Linked DNA regions of Homo sapiens: region 2 is linked to region 1. A link is a contact called in ENCODE Hi-C or POLR2A ChIA-PET data. All regions are on one chromosome and are shown on one strand. Each heading gives the region's core, a stretch centred on a gene start or an enhancer-like site at or near the end of the contact. The rest is flanking DNA. Distances are from core to core; before and after follow the strand shown.

Region 1 (6,534 bases), core at 1,672-4,171:
AGTGAGCTTGACAAAGGTAAATTAAAAATTAACCCAGGACCTGGGAGAGAGTGGAAAGGGCCAGGAGGTGGGGACATGATGAAACACCAACATTCATTAAGCACCTTTGTGCCACATGTCAGTAAAGAACAGTTTGGGGGAAAAAAGAAGGGGGTGAAAACAGGAGAGAAAACATAGTTGGACAACTGAGAAACCGACTCAAGTACAACAGAAAGGACTAAGAAACTACCCCCTTTCTCAAGATTCAGGCTGGAGGAAAAAGATGTCTATTCTTCCCTGTGTGCATGGACGAGCCTGGAAACAGATCTTGGGTGGGCTGAGAAGCAGAGCTCATGTGATGAAGAGTGCCTGGAAAGGGCAGGTGCCAAAAGAGCACCACTCCCCATCTGCCCGACCTTCTGCGAAACAAGCCCGCCCTTGTGAGTGAGCCAAGCCAGAGGCCCCAGTTCCCGCCTTGCAGGGGCTGGAACTTAGGTACAGAGAAATCACCAGTGGAAAACACAGTTTATCAGCTGGTTAGAAAGGGTGAATACTCCCAAATGTAGATCCAGATGTTGGGAGCTATTTGTTAAAATCACTTTTATATTCCCCAGTGCCTAGGGCAGTACTTTACCTAAAATGGGAGCCAAATAAAAGTATGTTAAATCTAACTGAATGAAACCAGAACTGCTTTGCTGTGCTGGTTATCTTAAGGTTCAAGACAGCCTCTTGCCCGATAACCAACACAGTCAGGTACTTTATTTCTGTTCTAAAGTCAAAACGATGGGAAGCCCTACATCCCTTGTGACCTAAACCTAAATCCTAATCAATAGGGTCTGCCACAGGTCTGTTGCCCTGTACCAGAATAAAAGATGGGCGGGTGGGGGAGGTGGGAAGAAATACAAGAGCAAGAAGGAATTTCCTTGCCTCATTAGCCTGTAATGTTCATGCTGACCTAGAAATCCTGGCAGTTCCAACATTTGGGTTGACTCAGGCGGGGAAGAAAAATCCCAGGTGAATGATAATTGGATTACCCAGTTATGCTCCAGAGCCAAATGGCTGGAAAAGGCCAGGTCAGTAGGCTGTGGTACAAAGTGACATTATTTTTTAAACCAAAAATGGAGATACTCAGGCTGATGGACAATGGGATGGAATAGTTTAAATTGGGGCTGTCCTAGAAAAATCAGGGACATATGATGGATTTAGGTAGGTAGCTTATTTTGCAAGGGATCCTCTGGGCCCAATATGCTAATGGAGAGGGGATTAAAGATCAAACACGGGAGATATCCGAGGGGAAGGCTGTCATTGATTTGTAAGGGAAGAAAAAGATGAAAAGAGTGTGTTCCGTACACAGCACATGAAGGTACATATCGTAGGTATGGAGTAGGAAGGAAAGGAAAGTTGTTCAGAACCGAAAGTATGTGGGTGAGATCAGTTCAGGTTATGGAAGACGGGTGGGTGGGCAGTAGCAGGGCACTGACTGGTATCCGACACGGGGCCCAGGGCTTAGTTCAGATGGTAGCGTCGCCACTGGTTTGCAACCTGACCTTGGGCCAATTATTTCCCTGTCTGTGGACTTCAGTTTAAATACAGAATCTCACAAATCCCGATTTTAATGTAAAGAAGCAACAAATATAGTCTACCTTCATTTGGCATAGGAAGGAGAGAAAACGCTCTTCTAAAAATGGAAGAAAAGACACAGAACAGCTTGTCCCTTTCCATCCAATTAAAAACCTCGTGAGACTGAACTAGATTAAAAACAAAACTCTCCAGCGAAGCCGCAGGCGCCTCCAAGATAGGGAGTCCACCACCAATAAAGTACGGCAGATGCCAGCAGTCTCGTCCCCGAACGCACCGTCCGTCCCAGGGAAGTCGCAGCGGCGGGGAGGCCGGTCCTAGGTTGGGGCTGGGGTGGGGTGTGCGGGGCCTGGGGACGCGGAAGCTGCGGCGCGCCGAGGTGACACGGCTTCCAGGGGCGACGGGCGCGCAGGGTCCCCAGGCGAGCGAGGCTGGGGAGCAGGGCACCTCCCAGGCGCCGCGCGGACGAGAGCCGCGACTGGCACGGCCTGGCAGCCGCGTAGGCCCGGGCCGTTAGGGGCACCGAGGGCGGTGCCCGACTTCCAGTGCGGCGAGCGCGGCCCCCGGCCTCCCTACTGGCGAGAACCCCTCCCCCGCCCCGGCACTGACCTGTCCAGGGCCCGGCTGGGCCTGGCCGGGCGGGGCCTACGCAGCCCCTCGGCCGGGCGCCGACTCGCGCGGGGTCCCGGGCCCGGGCGGGCCGCCTCCTCTCCGCCGGGAGCCTCCGAGCCGGGGCCCGGGGCTGCCGCGGCGCATCCGACCGCACCGGCCTGGCCGGCGTCAACAAAGGGCGGCCGGGGCGCGAGGCCGGGACGGGGGCGCGAGGCCGGGGCGGGAGCGCGGGCGGCGGCCGGGGTTGCGCGCGCGCGCGCGGCGGGCGCTCGAGGGCTGCAGCCGCCGCGGAGACAATGCGGCGAGTCTGGGACGGCTCCCGCGGCCGCCTCCGCCGGGGGCGGGGCGAGGGAGCGGGGCGGGGAGGGGCGGGGCCGCGGGAGGGGCGGGGCGGACACGGGCCGCGCGCTTCCTTTGTGCGGCGAGCCCCGCCTCGCGCCCTCCGGAAGGCGGGTTAGGGACGCCCGGGGCTCAGCTTAGGGAGGCGGGCGCCACGCCACGAGGAGGCTGCCCTGATAGCCGGTGCAAGTGCTCCTTGGCGGGGCGGCCCGCGACTCCCGCCTTGGACCGTTCACTCCCTGAGGGGCCTGGGGGTCAGTCAGAAGACTAACGACCACCAGTCACCGAGAGCTCAGTTCGTGCCAAACCCTGCTCGCGCTGTCCCCGACTTATTGTTCACAACGACCCTACAAGTCATTCTCCTTCCCACTGGGAACCGAGGATCAGAGGGAAGTCATGGCCCGAGTGCCCCGGTCACACCTCCGTGAGCGGCCTCGGGCTCGCGGTTGAGGCTGATTGAGGAAGTGGGTTCAGGCGGCCCGCCGTGCCTGGCACACGGTCAGAGTCCCGTAAGTGTTGGTTATCTTCCCCAAGCGCACCGGGTGAACCTGCGCTGTCGTGGCGAAGCATACTCATTCAGCACGCGCGCGAGGGGCTGCGGGGGTACAGAGACGTGCAGCGTGACACAGTCCCCACCCTCAGGAGCGCGAGGCGCAGGAAGGTGCTGGACACACGCCAGGCACTTCTCTCCATTCTTGACTTCCCTCTGTTCCCAACATGGTCCCATTTTCTTGCCTTCCTTAGTATTCATATTCGTTGCCTGCCTTTCTTCTCCCCCCACCCCTTTCCACTCTCAGGCCTCATCCCATCTTCTTTGTTTACATTTATTTTACATTCCCCGAATATTTACTTAGCTCCCTTTCTCCTCTATTTTTCAAATTTTCAACCCCCCTTTTCATTAATATTCATATTTCCTTCTCCTCTGCCTCTGCATTTCTTACACTTATATTTTGTTTTATAAACTAGGGTAACACAGGATTGTATCCTCAACTCCTGTTCCCTAACATGCCCACACTTTCCTGCCTCCCTCTCTTAAGTTCCACCAGTTCTTCCTGGAATGCTCTTTCCTCAACTTTGCATGTCCAGGTCCTACCTATCCTTCAAGGTCCAGACTCAAGAACAGCAGTTGGCAAACTTTTTCTGCCAGGGACCAGAGAGTAAATATTTTAGACTTTGTAGGTCACACGGTCTGTGGCAACAACTCATCTCTGCTGTTGCCGCAGGAAAGCAACCACAGACAATATGTACGTGAAGGAGTGTGGTTGTGTTCCAATAGAACTTTATTTATGGGCACTAGAATTGGAATTTCAGATAATTTTCATGTATCATGAAATAGAATTCTTTTGATTTTTTCAAAAAAAAATTTAAAATGTAGAAATCATTATTAGCTTGCGAGCTGTACGAACACTGGCAATGTGATGGTTTTGGCCATTGGGCTGTAGTTTGTCAACCTCTGCTCTAGAACAATGCCTCGTCCTCCCTGAAATCTATCCTGAACATCTCTAGTTGGCAGTAACTTTTCCTGTTTTGTAGCTTTTAAATGACTTACCTCAAATCCATCTATGGCATTTATCGCATTTTACTTTCTATTGTAATTTTTTTCCTGTGCATTTTTCATCGTTTCAAGTAGACCTTCAGCTCTTGAGGTGGGGTACAGACCGTGTTTCTCAGTGTGCTACCTCCCTTCCCACAGTGCTTTGCACAGAGCAGGCATTCACACATACACAGAATGGGCCGGGCGCAGTGGCTCACACCTGTAATCCCAGCACTTGGGAGGCCGAGGCGGGCAGATCACCTGAGGTCAGGAGTTTGAGACCAGCCTGGCTAACATGGCGAAACCCTGTCTCTACTAAAAGTACAAAAATTAGCTGGGCATGGTGGTGTGCACCTGTAATCCCAGCTACTCGGGAGGCTGAGGCAGGAGAGTCACTTGAACCCGGGAGGTGTAGATTGCAGTGAGCTGAGATCACACCACTGCACTCCAGCCTGGGCGACAGAGTAAGAATGCATCTCAAAAAAAAAAAAAAAAAAAAAGACATACACAGAATGGATATTTAAGTCTTGGGTGGTTGACAGTTGTTTCCACTGTGTAAAGCTTACTTCTCTCATGAGATAGGACCTCAAGAGGAGGATGCTTGTTTGTATATCACCATGATTAGATTTCAGAAAGAAAATTTTGAGAGCTTTATGGAGGAGAAAGGCAAATGTCAGTTCATTTAGGGGTTTCTGGATTACAAACACTTGAGCAAAAAATGTTGATTACCACTGTTGCGGAGACAGGGCATGAGTACTCAGTGGGGTCCCATATGGTACTTCTATTAGCAAATTGGTAAAAGGCAAATAAAACATGCTATATAATTTACAGGTGGCAAAGTTAAGCAGAGGTGTTAGTATAATGAATAGCAGAATTCAGATAGAAAAGATTCCTGCCCCACCACTTGTTTTTTTCTATGCCTCAGTGGTCTTACCTTTAAAATGAGGATGATAAAAGTTGCTACCTCAGAGGGTTATTGTCAGGATTAAATGAGGAAATATGTGTAGTCTAGCAGAGAGGGCTCAGTAAATATTAACTATTAATCATTACTGTTTTCTTGCTAGGCTGGAACTATGGGCTGAATTTACAAGGTAACACTTAACAGATGTAAGCAATTATATTTTGGTTCAAACTATAAATTATACAAGTTTGAGACTAGGGAGAGCTGGCATGACAGCAGTTCCAGGTAAGACGAAACCTCAGAAACAAAAATGAAACCCAGCTCTCTGGAATTCAGGTGACAGTGCTCTGTGAACAACAGTGTCATTCCTATAGGGTGGGAGAGTTCACGGGGGCCATTCGTGCACCATCCTGATGAAGGAAGGTGAGCGAGTGACTACCGTAGGAGTCAGAGTCATGGCGCTGCCCTTTCAGAGCCGCGGGACCTGGAGCCCCTCAGCCTTTGTTTCTGCCTCTGAATAATGGGGCGATTCTACTTATGTCCTAGGGCTGTCGTGAGTGAGTAAAGGACTTGGAACAGTACTCAGCATATACTAAGTGTTCAACAAATTTTGGTTCCTCCCTACCGTAAAACATGGATCTAGGGAACAGCCCTGCCCCTGAAACAGGCCTCTAAAGACTAGTAGCTGTTTATATTTGGAATTAATGTGCTCAATTTTGGGGACCAAACGTTAGGAAAATTAATGAAAAGGTAGAATGTAGATAGACAAGCCTGACCAGAATGGTGAGAATGGAGGTCTTGATCTGTCATAGGTAAAAAATGAAAAAAAGTCTCAGATGTTTAGCCTGGAGATTTTCTCTTTTTTAATGGGGGGAGAGGCAAGAGACAGTCCGACAACTGTCTACAAACACTGTATAAGATGGACTCTTATAATTCACAAGACAGAATCATGACCAATGCTGGCAAATTCCAAGAGAGCAGGTTTTGACTTCATTTGAAAAGCAACTTTCTGATAATTAGAGCAAATCTACAGTGGAATGGACTGCTGTTCAAAACCCCTTCTCATCTGCAAGTGTGCAAAGAGAGAAGAGATGACCTCCTTCCCATCCTTTAATTTTCCTGCTGTCCTTTCTCCATATTCTCTTCCTTGATCCTGCTTCTGTTCCCTATAGAACCTTCGTACTCTTTTTGCCCTGCCTTGTGCTAAGGTATTTTTTTCTTATTTCTCCATCAATTTCTAAACTCTTTTTCTCTTTCCTGTTCCCCGCCCCTACCCCCTCAGCAAACACAGCACAATGACTGGAACTGCCTCCCTGAGTTGCAGGTGGTCCATGGCTCAGAATGTCACTGAGATCTGGGCCAACAGTGCTGTGCAAACTGGCAGAGAGGGGAAGGGAAGCAAATAGATCTTTGCAGAAGGCGGAGGTACTGCTGTGCCTCTCCCATCCGGGTGAAGGGACCCAGCAGAGTCTCCTGAACCCCAGGCAGGGAGAAGTCCACTTGTAACTGAGCCCGCACAGATGGACAGATGGGGATCCCAGAGCTGAGCAGTTTTCCTCAGAGATGCTTCCTGTGAGCTGAACTCATCTGA
Region 2 (6,534 bases), core at 2,658-5,157, 39 kb after region 1:
AAAAGATACTATCATTTCCTTCAATAAACTCAAAGTTAGATTTTGAGACCGGCTGGTCTCAGGCCCTGTGGGCAACAGAGACCTATAATAAGATCACTATCCAAGCCAGTTATAGTCAGCACAGTGTTCTCAGGTCTAGTAACTTTCTTGGGTCTAGTAACAGAATAAAAATTTTTTTTTTTTTTTGAGATGGAGTCTTGCTCTCTCGCCCAGGCTGGAATGCAGTGGCATGATCTCGGCTCACTGCAACCTCTGTCTCCCAGGTTCATGCAATTCTCCTGCCTCAGCCTCCTGAGTAGCTGGGATTACAGGCCTGCACCACCACACCCGGCTAATTTTTGTATTTTTAGTAGAGATGGGGTTTCACTATGTTGGCCAGGCTGGTTTTGAACTCCTGGCCTCAGGTGATCCACCTGCCTCGGCCTCCCAAAGTGCTGGGATTACAGGCGTGAGCCACTGTGCCCGGCCCAGAGTAAATTTTTTTATGTTATAATCTCAGTCAGCTCTTCCTTGTTTAGCCTTTGTAAGGGTATGCATTTTGGGGATTTATACATAGAAATCTCAGTACCAAGGTCACGAAAAAGACTGCTATAAAAAAAAGACCCCTGGCTGAGTGCGGTGGCTTACGCTTGTAATCCCAGCACTTTGGGAGGCCAAGGCTGGTGGATCACAAGGTCAGGAGTTCAAGACCAGCCTGGCCAACATAGTGAAACCCCGTCTCTACTGAAAATACAAAAATTAGCCGGCCGTGGTAGTGGGCGCCTATAATCATCCCAGCTACTCATGAGGCTGAGGCAGGAGAATCCCTTGAACCTGGGAGGCAGAGGTTGCAGTGAGCCGAGACCATGACATTGTACTCCAGCCTCGGTGACAGAGTGAGACTCTGTCTCAAAAAAAAAAGATCCCTATAAAAATCTTTTCAAGCTGGGTGTGGTGACGCACACCTGTAATCCCTGCTACCCAAACTGAGATGGGAAGACTGCTTGAGCACAGGAGTTCATGACCAGCCAGGGCAACATAGTGAGACCTCATCTTAAAAACAAAATCTCTCCATACTAAATCTCCCCACAGAGCACAACACACAGCACACAGTGCATACACAGTGTGCACACAAAGTGCACATAACACATACACAAAGCACACAGCACACAGTGCGCACACACATCACAGTGTGCGCACACACACCCTGCACACATACAAAGCACACACACAGCACATACACAAAGTGCACACACAGCACACATGTGCATGTGCACATACACATACACACAGCTACTATTTCTAGAGTTGGCCATTTTCTCCTGCTCCTGCTCAGCCTTGAACTGGCCTGATGGTTAAACCGTAGTATGCTGGCCATTCTGCCGCTGCTATGTCCTGACAAGTATGACTAGGCCAACACAGGGATCATGGGAAGTGGCTAATTATCAGGCTTTCAGAATAAAGTTCAAGGGCCTAAAAACTTATCTAGAAATTTTTTACTGGCCTTCTTTTTCTCTTCCTCCACCCCTGAAATCGGGCTGTATCTTAGGCCTACCAGTGGCCCTACAGGTACCACTTAACTCTTTGTAACTCTGGGGTCAAGGATTTTGCTGACTTTCATGAACACTAGCATTGAGAGTGCCCTAGAGAAGCAGTGACTGTACGGGGTGCCCTGTTTTCTTGTGAAGATCTGAGCATGCTCCCCCCAGAGCTTCTTCCAAGGATACAGCCTACCTCCCTTGGAGTTTCCCTTTACATCTCCTATAAGGAGACTAAAGGAATGGGGCTTTAAGCTCTTTGATATATTCTAAAGAGAGACTGCCAGGGATAGATGGGGTGTCTCCCATCACAAGGGCCTTAATTAGGTATGTAGATGGTCTTTTATCCATTAGGAGGCCAGTATTTTCAGGCCAGCCACTGGTAAATGATAATAATTCTTGCCATTTATTGCTTGCTCAGGGACATAATATCATTTATTCTTCACAACCACCCTCTGGTACAGACACTACTTCCTCATTTTTCTCACAAGACAACTGAGATTCATAGAGGCCCTGTAACTTATCGGAGCCCCAGAGCTAGCAAATGGCAGGTGTAGGATCGGAAACACAGGTTTCAAAGTCCATGCACAAGAGGCAGAATTACTTGTGCTTATTCCGATCCAGGCCTCTCTGGGCCAGTCAGTTCTTATGAAGTTCACTTGGCTCCCATAGCCTTCTGTTTACTAGCCTATCTCACAAGAGTCATCTCCCGCAGCAGCGTCAGTCTAAGGCAAATGTGTCAACTAGAACTCTCTCAGGCCCTGCCTGGTATCCCTGAAATCACACTCTGAGTAATAATTAGGGCATGTCTAACATTTGTAGGCCTTTCCTGTTCATAAGTATTTCAACATATATTATCTACACATAAGGTTGGTCCTGTTAGCAATGTTTACAAAATCATTTGCAATCATTTAATTGAAAAGTAATACAAAACAAAAACAACTGTCCCACAGGAGAGAGGGGATAGAGGATGCCCACCTTTCCTGAATGCCCACCACATGCTGGGCACAAGCTCAGAGAGGCAATATAATTTATAAGAAAGAGGAGGAGCTTCATAGTTGGAGAAAGCTGTCTTGATTCCTGTCTCTGCCCCAGCTAGAAGACCTGAGACAGGTTACTTAACCTCCACAGGCCTTTGTTTCCTCATCTGGGAAACAGTGCTAATGACAGCAATTTTTTTTTTTTTTTTTTTTTTTAGACAGAGTTTTGCTCTTGTTGCCCAGGCTGGAGTGCAATGGCGCGATCCTGGCTCACCGCAACCTCCGCCTCCCAGGTTCAAGCGATTCTCCTGCCTCAGCCTCCCGAGTAGCTGGGATTACAGGCATGCGCCACCACGCCCAGCTAATTTTTTGTATTTTTAGTAGAGACAGGGTTTCACCATGTTGGTCAGGCTGGTCTCGAACTCCTGACCTCAGGTGATCTGCCCACCTCGGCCTCCCAAAGATTACAGGCATGAGCCACCACACCCAGCCCAGTGACAGCAATTATGAAGAGTTATTGGGAAAAGTAAATAAGAAAATGCAAGCACCTAAAAAATACGTAGAAAGAAAACACCCAGCACCATGTGCAGCACAGAATGGGCATCATTCTATCATGATCAAGTCTCCTCTGCCTGATTAATCCTTCCAGCATTGCTTTAGATCAGTGATTACATGAGGCAGCAGGTTCTGAGAGGTAAAGTAACTTCTAAGATCATAAAACTATGAAGTGGCATAAATCAGAATAGTCTGAATCTGGAGCTCATGTCCAGGTTGTAACGTGGGAGTGCCTTGAATGTGGAGAAGGGAAGATTCTCAAACATGTGGGTTTTTAATCCCTTACAATTTTTGACTACACTCTTAGTCCTGGCTTGGACACAAACTTTCCACCAGGCTCCCAAAAGCCCCATTCTCAAGTCCAAGAAATGTTCTTGTTAAAAAAAAAAAAAAAAGAAAGAAAGAAAAAAAACCCCCTCACCTACAGATGAAGTTGGAAGAAGTGACAACCAGGACAGACGTAAGCCACGGGTTGTGCATGTGGTGGGTGTTTGGCAGGGTGTGGGGGGTGCGAAAGAGACGAAGCTAGTTGGTGATTGCTATTACTAGATTCAATCCCCCACGCAACTCCAAGCTCTGTGCAGTAAAAGCATTTTAGAAATCCAGAGCAGTGAATGTTCAACACACATTCTTCTTGGGGATATTGTTCATGCAATGCTTCATCAGTTCTCAGGGTGTTTGGATTAATCTTAAGCCTACATTACATTATAAACAGGAGTATAACTTGAACTTCCAGCTTCCTTTCTCTACTCCTTTCCTCCATCTTCTTTGGGACCGTTCCCTTTTGAAGGCCTCATTGCTTTGGCCCAGCCACCACTTAAAGGGCCCAGCCCTTCCCAGGACATTTCCTCCTGCTTGCTTCTGCCCTGGCAACTTGTCCTGGCAGCTGTTTCATAGCTCTGGAATCACAAAGCAATTCCAGAGTCCCCTGGGCCTAGCTCTGGGGCCTCCTTACCCTCATTTGCCCCAAATAATAGCCTTTAATTGCTATTAACATTCCTTTCTAGCAGAAACATAGCATGCACATCTGTGGTCAGCCTGTGATCTACTGTGACCACCGGCCTTTTGCTTCCTGCCGTATTTGGAATGTTCTATTCCATTTTATACTCGTAAGTTTGCCTTTCCTCTGTTAGCATACATCTTGGCTTTTAGCTTCTTGTATTTCTAACCTGTTCCCTATTTGCAGGGGAAAATTATCTAAATGGATAGGTCCCCCTCAACCTCCCATTCTTTCCAGTCAAGCATAACTCTACCCTACTTCTTTTATCATATTTATGAAACGTAGGTAGCTAATTTTCAAATTAAAGTATGCAGAACTAGGACTACAGAGTGGAAATTATAAGAAGATAGATTTCAACTGAATAGAAAAAAAGTGCTTCCTAATCACTGGAGCTGTTTAAAAAGTAGAGTGGGGCTGGCTGTGAGGAAGTGAGTTCCTAGTCGGTGGAGGGGTTCAAGCAGAGGCTGGGCAACCATGGGGCAGGTGGAATTCGTGCAGCATCATCACTAGGGGCTCTTTTAACCATGGTAGCATATAATTCTGTGAAAACTTTTTACTGGACATCAGAAATCCACCTGAAATTTTAAGCTTTTTGCTTATTTTTAACTTATCCATTTATGGACATTTTCAATACTAATCTTGTTTTTCAAGATGCAGGGCAGCTCCCAACTGCTTTTCACCATCTAGTTACTAGAGTAAATTCCATTAGTACGAACTTCTGGATGTTCATCATCTACTTAAGGTGGAGAAAAACACTGTTCTTATTTTATGGATAGGACAGCCACAAAGTGGTCAAGTATAAAAGTCCATCTCTTTTGGATTCCCACAACACTTGTCAGCTGCCCAACCACCACCATCCGCCCCTTCCCATATTTATTGAACAATTACTATATGTTTGGTACTGAATGCAATACAAACATGACTCGGATATTGACTCTATTTTTAAGAAGTTAACAGTTTAAGAGGAAAAATAAGAAAAGCACATAAATATAACAGGAGTCAGCATTTTTTTTTTTTTTTTCTCTGTAAAGGGACAGAGTATCTAGGTTAGGCCTTGTACACCACATATGGTCTCTGCTGCACATTCTTCTTCGGTTCCTCACCCCCTCCAACCATTAAAAAAATGTAAATACTATTCTTAGTTTGAGGGACTTACATAAACAAGTTGTGACCTGGATTTGGCCCTTGGTTTATGCACCCCTGAAATGCAGGAAGCTGTCAAGGGATAACTTTCACTTGCATCAGCTAAAGTTTCATTTGGGTGGATCTTTAAAGACAGGTTCGATTGGGACTTCGGAAATGGGGAGGGGGCTTTCTAGGTGGAATGAGATCTTTCTCATCACACATTGTCCCCTCTTTTCTATTCTTAGAGCAGAGATTTTCAAAGAGTGAGGTCTTATTAAAAATGCAAATTTTCAGGTCCACAGTGGTTCTCAGACTTGAGCACACAACAAAATCACCTGGAGGGTTTGTTAAAACAGAATGCTGGGCCTCACCCATCCCCAGACTTCTGAGGCTGCTGGTCCTGGGACCACACTTTGAGAACCACTGTCTTGGAGAATGGTGGGGAAGCAGAAGTGGAACAGAGATTGTGCTCTATTTTAATGTTTGAGAACTAAAAGGTAATGAAAGTCGCCACTGGAGAAGAGGAAGATGATCTGCACTTCAAGTCCTAAAGGCTTTGCAGAGCATCAAGTTCATTCCATTTAGTACATGTACTCAGAAAGGGGATTTGAGCCACTGTACGTTAGTGATGGCTTTTTTCTTTCGGGCAGGAGCTTTGAGCCTTGTTAGGCTCACCCACTGGAGACAGCAAATCACTGTACGGGACTGTATGCTTGGGAAGATCTTTTCTTCTGAGTCTTGGTTATTGGCACATACTCTGCCTTGTTTCTGATACATCTGCATATTTTTTACCACTCCTACAAAATGGTCCCCTCTGCATCATGCCTAATACTATTCCCTTTGATAGGAAAAAAAAAAAAAGGCAGTGCTTCTATTTTATCATTTAAATTAAATGCCTTCTAAAAATTCAGATGTGGAGCTCAGAGAGGCTGAGCTGAGGAGACAGAAGAAGGGAAAGACAAGCCAGAGAGAGTACACAGAGGAATCTCAGAGGAGGCGATGGGCAACCAGACACATGAGGAGTCGTTAATCTGGCAGACAATGAATGGCAAAAGGCAATTAGCTTGGCTGGGATTGTAGCAAGCCAATGAAGTATGCTGTATTGCAACTGAGGCTCTAGTGTAAGGGCAGGGTCATTGCTAGGGAGCTCAAAAGGAAGGCAAGATAAGGGAGGTTAGAGGCGAGAAAGCCACCTGGGGCTAGCACAGAGGGAAAGGAAAGTGCTAACGGTCTTCATGGATATTCATTACCCAGTGGAAGCGTCCAGGTGTGGCTGTGTACTTGCCAGGGCTCTGCACACTGTTATTCAGGACACAATCTTGAAAATGAACTAGGTGCTTCAGCTGTGTGCACACAT

What was found. A loop is a pair of places that touch in the nucleus more often than their neighbours do. ChIA-PET counts read pairs that join two places held with the same protein, here RNA polymerase II (POLR2A). Pooled maps may share reads with other maps.
Region 2: POLR2A ChIA-PET joins it to region 1 with 18 read pairs in OCI-LY7. The contact joins the enhancer-like site here to the promoter of PHC2-AS1 in region 1. A Hi-C loop is called at or near these places in 1 of 168 maps with a recorded cell type or tissue (aorta) and 1 of 50 pooled maps. POLR2A ChIA-PET finds 5 or more read pairs at or near these places in 7 of 52 experiments (AG04449, AG04450, BJ and 3 more).

The regions. Positions count from the first base shown.
Region 1 is chr1:33,347,431-33,353,964 of GRCh38, forward strand. It overlaps PHC2-AS1 (PHC2 antisense RNA 1), which reads left to right and starts at 2,922. Exons shown (of 3, transcript NR_125978.1): 1 at 2,922-3,017. The region is part of intron 9 of PHC2 (polyhomeotic homolog 2); the gene reads right to left. RefSeq lists an enhancer at 1,726-2,655 and a silencer at 2,111-2,630.
Region 2 is chr1:33,385,629-33,392,162 of GRCh38, forward strand. The region is part of intron 1 of PHC2 (polyhomeotic homolog 2); the gene reads right to left. Among named protein-coding and RNA genes, the nearest start is that of PHC2-AS1, 39 kb to the left of the region's middle. Within about 2 kb of position 3,908, at least 6 of the 41 ENCODE cell types and tissues checked have a DNase peak (open chromatin) inside an H3K27ac peak, as active enhancers do.